Regions from separate parts of the Homo sapiens genome. Here region 1 is linked to region 2. The links are chromatin loops, found by intact Hi-C in ENCODE. Cell type or tissue: dorsolateral prefrontal cortex. All regions are shown on one strand. Each heading gives the region's core, and the rest is flanking DNA. Links, peaks and the distances in the headings are about the cores only.

Region 1 (4,392 bases), core at 105-4,104, 47 kb after region 2:
TCTCAAACTTCCAAATTTGCACCAGCAGGCAGTGGGCTGCAAAAGCTGAACAGCCACCAAGGCGGGGGATAACCCCAGCACCCACTTCAGATTTGGCGAAGGAGGAAACTGAACACAGAGAAGCCCCTTCCCCAAGGGCAAGACCAAGGGACACCAAGAGCATGAGCAAGGGCTCTCCTGAAGAGCAGAACCAGAGTCTAGTCAGGCAAGCTCCTCTTCTGCCGGGGCAAGGGGCCTTCCCATTGCCTGCTGCAGGATCCCAGCCTTGCTGTGGACCAGGGGCTGCTGTGTGCATTTCCTCCTCCTCTTTTTCCAATAGGAGTTTTAATTGTGTTTTTCTGCTCCCTGTTCTACCGTGGTATATTGAATGTGAGTATGAGTGCAGAAGTCGGGAGATAACTTGCCTTTTAGCTCACAGGTTGCAAGACCATCAGGAACCATGTTGGAACGTAATGGAAATAATTCATACGTTACCCAGCGACCATGGATTTTCAGGCAGTGCATTTACTGGATGGGGCTTTGGTTTGTCTCCCTTGGGATGAAGCAAGTGTGTTCTATGTGTAGAAATTGGGGCATTCACTGATTCTTGGTGGTCAGAGGCACTGACTCCAGCAAAGACAGCCAGCTGACTATGAACATCCATTCTTCTCTTCTTCCACTGTGTCAGAGGAATAGCTAGGCACATGGCTGCCCAGCTACATGACTCTCCCCATCTTCCTCTGCACTGTGAAGTAGCCACATGAATTAATTCTTGCCAATGGAATGTAAGCCTGCCTGGCACATACTCATTTCCTATGAACCGGGACACGATGACCGGAAGACAGGAGCTATGCTGCAGATGGCCTGGTTATCATGAGCCCCTTCGCCCCTCACTGATATGAAATAGCCACCATGGACTGTTATGTGAAAAAAAAATTCATTTTTAAGCCACATTATTGTTGCCTTATTGTTGTTATAGCAGCTGAACCTTTCACTCTAGCTAATACATTCAGATACTCTGTTAATTGAAGCCCAAACACCTCACCTGATGTTTCACCCTATTCTCTATAAAAATGACAAAATCACTCTGTCCATTAGCTACTAGAGAGGTACATTGATTCTGAGGTGACACTAACTTAACAGAACGATTCTGAGGTGACACTAACTTAACAGAACCTTACTCTGGTGAATCCACTGATACCCAAGAGTTCCAAGTGACTAGGTGGTTCCCCTCAGCACAGGGAGGAATTAAGGCCAGGGAATGGGTTCCTCACTTAGCAGTGGCCCACCTTTGACATATACAATTTTTAGAAAGGTTTTATAAATATGCGCACATAAGTTTTCCTTAAAGATTTCACTGTATTTTATTCAGCACAGCACCCTGAGAAGTATAGGAATGGCTGGGTAACATGACTAATTTCATTTTATAGATGACAGTGAGGTGATTACTCCCAATATGACTGACTCAGCAGTTCTAAAGAAATCTCTTGGCCGGGCGCGGTGGCTCACGCTTGTAATCCCAGCACTTTGGGAGGCCGAGGTGGGCAGATTACGAGGTCAGGAGATGGAGACCAGCCTGGCTAACATGGTGAAACCCCGTCTCTACTAAAAATAAAAAAATTAGCCGGGCATGGTGGCACGCGCCTATAATCCCAGCTACTTGGGAGGCTGAGGCAGGAGAATCGCTTGAACCCAGGAGGCAGAGGTTGCAGCGAGCTGAGATCGTGCCACTGCATTTCTGCCTGGGCGACAGAGTGAGACTCTATCTCAAAAAAAAAAAAAAAAGAATCTCTTCTAGTCCTTCAGCCATAGGCAGTGATTTCACGTGCCTTCCTATCCCTAAGGCAAAAACAAACAAACCAAAAAACCAAATCTGTACGGCAGCCTGACCACAAGCTAACTGAAAATGAGATCCTTGTGCCTGGAAGCCCCTGGTCTACAGCTTTGAAATAGCATCACAGCAACCCTCTTTCTGGCCCATAGTCACAGCTCCAAGTGCCAAAACAAACAGTGAGCCTTCACAATTCACAATGCTGGCTCTCCTTGCTAGGCTCTGACATCAACACCTCAGGCCTGGTTCAGTGAAGAGAAACAACCAAACATGAAGCAAACCAGAGCACAACAAGAAATGCACCACTCAGATCCCCAGAGGACAGACAGGCCCAGAAAGTTCAAGAGATGGGGACCCGAGAAGCAAATTCAGGTTGAATCTTATGTGGCTAATGGTAGAACACGAAGACTAAGAAATGCCAGGCAGATGCATTTGACCATCAAGCCCCAAACACTAAACTCGAACCTCCTCCTCAAACAAGCTGGCAGCTGCTCAGTGGATGTGTTATACCAGGGTGATAGTCAAAATGATAATTCTTCCATGCTCCATTCTAATGGGAACTCAGAACAGAGCAGGAACCATGAGCACATAGCCTGGATCCAGATTCTCTGGTTTCAAATCCAGGCTCTGCCACTTAGTAGCTGGGTGATACTGTACACACTGCTTAAACTTCTTTAAGCCTCAGTTTTCTCATCTATAAAATGGGGATCATAATAGTACCTATTTCCTAGGGCTGTGGTGAAGATTAAGGGAGTTAACATACATAAGACTATTTGATAAGCACATGGCAAGCATTCAATAATTGGAAGCTATTATTGTTATAAATGGTTGTCTCAGTACCACTGATGCCCATCCCATTTGTGGTCCAGAAAAAGAAGGTAAAACTGCAGATCTATTCCAGCTGAAAGATGACTGCTTAGGAACTCAGTCAGAAACCTGACAGAGAATGTAGAATATGCTTTTAATGTCCTCTTGGTGAAGCAAAAGGAACAAATCCTTCAAATAGTCTCTTAGAAATTACTTTACGCTGATGACTTCTTTGGAAGGACAAAACACATGTGAAATATACCAGATCATAGGTTTCTTGTTGGAGTTCAGACTGATGTGGGGAAGGTTGTACATCATCCTGCATCCTTCCTATGGCCAGAAGAACTAATCAACAACTCAGAACCCGAACTCCCCAGAACGCTTAGGACCACTACACGACCAGAATGAAAAACAGTGAGACCAGGGACTTGTAAAATGCAGTTAACTGCCTGATGCCTGTCCTTCCAAAGCCTGTTGGTGCTCCACACACCTCGTGAAAGGTGACCCAATGTAGTTTCTCACTTCATACAGTACCCTGTACAAAAACCGACCTGGAACAGACCTTGTAAATTATCAGCCTTCCCTAGCTTCCTTAAATCCTCTCTCATTTCCCACCAATGATGTCATTTCATGTTTATTTTAAGCACTTATAAGGTTACAGGATATGAATAAGAGTGTGTCCTCAGAAATAGGAGCAAAATCAGGAAGATCACTGTAATGGTTAATTTTAGGTGTCAACTTGATTAGGCTAAAGAATGCCCAGGTATCTGGTAAAACATTATTCCTGAGTGTGCTTGTCAGGATGTTTCTGTAAGAAATCAGCATTTGAATCAGTAGACTAAGTAAAGAAAACTCACCCTTACCAATGTGGGAAGGCATCACCCAATCCATTGAGGGCCCTGATAGAGCAAAAAGGCAGAGGAGGAATGAATTCTCTCTTTTCTTGCGCTGGAACACCCATCTTCTACTGCCCTTGGACATCAGAACTCCAGTCTCAGCCTTGGGATTCCAGACACATACCTGCACCCCTCCCAGGCTCTGAAGCCTTCAGCTTCGGACTGAGAGTTACACCATCGGCTCCCCTTGCTCTCAGGCCTCCAGACTTGGACTGGATTGTAACACCAGCTTTACAGGGTCTCCATCTTGCAGATGGCAGATCATGGGACTTCTGGCCTCCATAATTGCCTAAGCCAATTCTCATAATAAATCTCCTCTTCTATATCTCTATATATCCTATTGGTTCTGTTTCTCTGGAAAACTGACTATACAGTCATCAGACAAAGTGGCTCCATAGTTAACCAAGAAAATGAAGCACGTAGAGCAATAACATATTCTAACAACAACTTGCAAGCTCACTGCTAAGAGGACTGACATGTTTCCTACCTCTCCTTACAGAGACTAAAAAATATTCTCAGAAAGTAGTGACCAGGCTGGGCATGGTAGCTCATGTCTGTAATCCCAGCACTTTGGGAGGCTGAGGCGGGCGGATCATCTGAGGTCAGGAGTTCGAGACCAGCCTGGCCAACATGGTGAAACTCCATCTCTACTAAAACTACAAAAATTAGGCAGGCATATTGGTAGGCACCTGTAATCCCAGCTACTGGGGAGACTGAGGCAGGAGAATTGCTTGAACCCGGGAGGTGGAGCTTGAAGTGAGCCGAGATCAAGCAACTCCACTCCAGCCTGGATGACAGAGCGAGACCCCATCTCAAAAAAAAAAAAAGAAAGAAAGTAGTGACCGGCATGAGCTGCTCCGTGCCCTGGCCTCTGGCCAG
Region 2 (4,392 bases), core at 190-4,189:
CCAGTCATATTAGAGGAAGGGCCTACCCTAAACCAGTATGATCTCAACTAACTACATCTGCAGTGATTCTATTTCCAAATAAGGTTGCACTCTGATGTACTGGGAATTAGGATGCAGCATATCTTTGGGGTGGGGGGGATACATATTTCAACCCATAACACCAAGAATGTCAGAGCTTTTCAAAGCCCTTGTTCACCAAAGCATCACTAGCCTTTTCTGTCAAGCGTTTTGGTTAGACTGCTGTTGGCTCCAGCTGTTTTCCATTGTTCCAGGGTTGTGATTAATACATTTGCCTTTAACTTTTCATCAAAGGACCCTGGTAGCTGCCTCAGAACTGGCAGAGTTCCAAGTTAGGCAAGATAATAGTAAGCCCATTCAGCTAAGGAGCCACCAGATACGTTGCTATGGACTTAATCGTGTTCCCACAAATTCATATATTGAGGCCCTAGCTAAGCCCCAATGTGACTATATTTGGAGATAAGGCCTTTGGGAGGCAATGAAGATTAAATGAGTTAATAAGGGTGGGCCCTAATCCAATGGATTGGTGGCCTTATAAAAGGAGGAGGAGACACCAGAGAACTCTCCACCATGTGAGGACACACTGAGAAGGTGGCATCTACAAGCCAGGAGGAGCCTTCACTAAAAGCCAAATCTGCCAGAACCTTGATCTTGGACTTTGAGCTTCCAGAACTGTAAGAGAATACATTTCTGTCGTTTAAGCCACCCAGTCTGTAGCATTTTGTTACAGCAGCCCAAGCAGACAAACGCACAGCTCAAAACGAATGACCACAATTCTTTGTGAATGAGATCCATTATTCTGCTCCCTCTGGCATTCTTACCTGTGCTAGAAACCTGGGCTCTTACCTTCAAGGCCATCATCACTGAGCACAGGAGTGGGAGTTAGAAGGAGGGTAACTTAAATCACCACAGAGCTTCCTGAGCTTTTGCTGAGATTCAGGTAGTTTTGTAATTGCCCAGCTGGGTTCTTCTTGCCCACTGCCCAGAAAAGCTAATGCACTAAGAGCAGCAAGAGTGTTGCAGCAAATAATTTCATTATCACAGGGCCCACCAAGCAGATGGACGGGAAATAATTCTCAAATCCACCTCCCTGAGAATTCGGGGACTAGGGTTTTTCAAGGATAGTTTGGTGGGCAGGAGGCTAGGGAATGAGTAATGCTGATGGGTTGGGTCAAGGATGAAATCATAGGGGGTTGCTATTCTTTTGCTGAGTTGATATCTGGGTGCAACTTTTTTTAATGGGTGGTGCCAGTTGGTCCATACGAAATTCAAATCTGAAAAATATCTCAAACATCAGTCTTAGGTTTTATAACAGTGATGTTATCCACAGGGGCATTTGGGGGAAGTTACAAATCTTGTGACCAGTGGCTATGTGACTTCTGAGTAGTAAAGAGTTTTTTTTTTTTTTTTAGATGGAGTCTCACTCTATAGCCCAGGCTGGAGTGCTGTGGTGCCATCTCGGCTCACTGCAACCTTCACCTCCCAGGTTCAAGCAATTCTCTGCCTCAGCCTCCCGAGTAGCTGGGATTACAGGCACCCACAACCACACCCGGCTAATTTTTTTGTATTTTTAGTAGAGATGGGGTTTCACCATCTTGGCCAGGCTGGTTTTGAACTCCTGACCTCGTGATCCACCCACCTCAGCTTCCCAAAGTGCTGGGATTATAGGCATGAGCCACCGTGCCGGGCCAAGTAGTTTTAAACAGTCAAGTTATAAAACAATGACTGGTTAGAGTTTAACTCTGCCTACATCTTAGCAGAAGAAACAATGGCTGATTAGAGTTTGTGCCTACATCTTAGCAGAATTCAGGGCCCTATCACATTTCTAAGCTTGAGGCCTTTGGTTAGTTTTACAAAAGCAGTTTTGGTCCTGAGCAAGGAGGGGGTTAGTTATGAGAAGGAACTATTTTCATTTTTGTTTTAACATTAAACTATAAATTCGTAGGCCAGGCACGGTGGCTCACACCTGTAATCCCAGCACTTTGGGAGGCCAAGGTGGGAGGATCACTCAAGACCAGGAGTTCAAGACCAGCCTGGGTAATATGATGAAACCCCATCTATCAAAACAAAAGAAAACAAAACAAAAATTAGCTGGGCATGGTGGTTATGTGCCTGTAGTCCCAGCTACTCAGGAGGCTGAGACAGTAGGATTGCTTGAGGTTGGGAGGTCGAAGCTGCAGTGAGCCATGAGTGTGTCACTGCACTCCAGCCTGGGTGACAGAGTGAAACCCTGTCTCAAAAAATAAAAATAAAAGTAAATACAAAATTCCTCCTATAGTTAGCCTGGAATGAGCAAAGACAGCTTGTGAGGTTAGAAGGAAGATGGAGTCAGTTATGTTAGATTTCCCTCACTCATAATTTTTGCAAAAGTAGTTAGTCTTTCTTGATTAAGTCCTCCTGGTTGCTGTAAGCTTTTGCTTAGGTTCTAGAATTCTAAAAAAGTTGATTCTGGCAGTTTTTGCCAGTTTATTTATTGCTTTTTTGGAGGGACTTTTGATGTTCCTTATTCTTCCCTGTTCATGGATGTCACCCCTACATGCTTTTCTTACAATGTGACTTTTGCAGTCCTCTCACCAAGAGGTGGGGCCTATGTTCCATTCTATGAGACTGGGTGGGACTTACGACTGCTCCAACCAAACAAGGACAACAGAGGCCATGGTTTGTAACTTTCTAAGCTAGGTTATGATACAGCTTCTAGCTGACTCACTTTTTTCAAGAGCTGGGGTTAGACAATTGCTCTGGGGAAGTCAGCTACCACACTGTGAGAAGCCCAGATTCACCCATATGGAGAAAAACTAAGGCCTCAAGCTGACAGCCAGCCTTGACCTCCAGACACAAGAATAGGCTGGTCTTCAGATGCTTCCAGCGTCCAGCCTTCAAGCTCTCTAGTAGAGACCCCAGACTTCAGAGAAAAGCTGTCCCTGCTGTGCCCTGTCTGAATTCCTGACCCACAGAATCTGTGAGTATAATAAATGGTGGCTTTATGCCACTACATTTTGTGATAATCTGTTTGGCAGCCAACGTGAATCAAATAGTACTAAGCAGTGGACAGGATTTTTCATCCGTTTCAGCACAGCGAGGCTTTTAAAAGGCCTCTGCTGGGGTATGCAGTTAGGAACATCGAGATTGTCTCATCATTCCCCCGTCTCCTTCCAAGTGGTGGCATCTCTTATCTTCCTACATTTTGCAAGTGTCCCCATCTTCCCAGTCATACAGGCTTGAACCTTCAGAATGTCTTTGACGCTTTCTTCCCCTTCACCCTCCTCCACAGGCAGCAAGTCACACCTGTTGTCTTTTGCACAGTGCCTCTCAAATTCGTTTTCTTCCCATTCCTAGCAGCCTGTGCTTGAAGCTCCAGTAGTTATTCCTACAAAATAAAATGCCACAATAGAAAAAGACTGCTGATAATAAGCATAGTGCTTTCAGGCTTTATACTAGAAAAGGGTACTGCTTAAAGCCTTCCAAGGGCAAGTAATGATAATGCTTATGGATACGATAAGGAAGTCAAATGTATTTTGAGAAAGCTCTCTCCTAGGACAATGCAAAAAGCAAATCACCAGCTGGTCTCTATCTGGAGTACTTCTAGTCACTGAATCCACTTGTTGCTGTGTTTAGTCTAAGCCCTTTCCCCCCAGTGCTCTTAATTATCTCTGGCTACAAATCTAAATATAGTTTACAAAAATCTGGTCATCTTAGATGTTATTCTAATATTGACTGGTAAATAAATCTCTTAGTTCTGCTTTATACAGAAATATTCATTGAATACCTTACATCTTTTCTTTATTCTGACCCAGATAGCATTTGTGGGTGGAGTTGTTCTTGTTGCTGCTGCTGCTGCTGTTGTTGTTGTTGTTGTTGTTGTGATGGAGTCTCGCTCTGTCGCCCAGGCTGGAGCACAGTGGCACGACCTCGGCTCACCACAACCTCCACCTGAAGCAATTCTCCTGCCTCAGCCTCCCACGTAGTTGGGATTACAAGCGTGCACCACCATGCCTGGCTAATTTTTATATTTTTAGTAGAGATAAGGTTTCACCATGTTGGCCAGGCTGGTCTTGAACTCGTGACCTCAAGTGATCCACCCACCTCAGCCTTTCAAAGTGCTGGGATTACAGGCATGAGCCACCGTGCCTGGTCTGTGAGGAGAGTTTTTGATGAGTTAAATTTTAAAATCTGAGTATGACCTACAGAGTCAGCTCAGCTTCTTATTTTATTTATTTATTTATTTTTTGAGACAGGGTCTCACTTTTTCACCCAGGCTGGAGTGCAGTGGCACAATCTTGGCTCACTGCAACCTTGACCTCCCAGGCTCAAGCGATCCTCCTGCCTCAGCTTCCCAAGCAGCTGGGACTACAGGTGGGCACCACCATACCCAGC

What was found. A loop is a pair of places that touch in the nucleus more often than their neighbours do. Peaks named below come from ENCODE experiments on the same cell type or tissue, not always from the same donor. Only the 100,000 strongest peaks of a DNase experiment are listed, where the experiment ranks them.
Region 1: a loop joins it to region 2, with 2.7 times the contacts of the local background. A loop is called at or near these places in 3 of 110 quality-filtered maps.

What each region holds. Positions count from the first base shown.
Region 1 is chr4:82,513,989-82,518,380 of GRCh38, forward strand. All of the region lies in intron 1 of TMEM150C (transmembrane protein 150C), which reads right to left. Among named protein-coding and RNA genes, the nearest start is that of TMEM150C, 46 kb to the right of the region's middle. In dorsolateral prefrontal cortex, for the core only: CTCF peaks have their summits at 1,978 and 2,241; a DNase peak (open chromatin) is centred at 2,003; H3K4me3 peaks cover 832 bases; H3K27ac peaks cover 3,719 bases.
Region 2 is chr4:82,467,341-82,471,732 of GRCh38, forward strand. It overlaps LOC105377310 (a long non-coding RNA gene), which reads left to right and starts at 1,665. Exons shown (of 3, transcript XR_007058164.1): 1 at 1,665-2,977. In dorsolateral prefrontal cortex, for the core only: a CTCF peak has its summit at 2,616; no DNase peak of the experiment used is centred there; H3K27ac peaks cover 868 bases.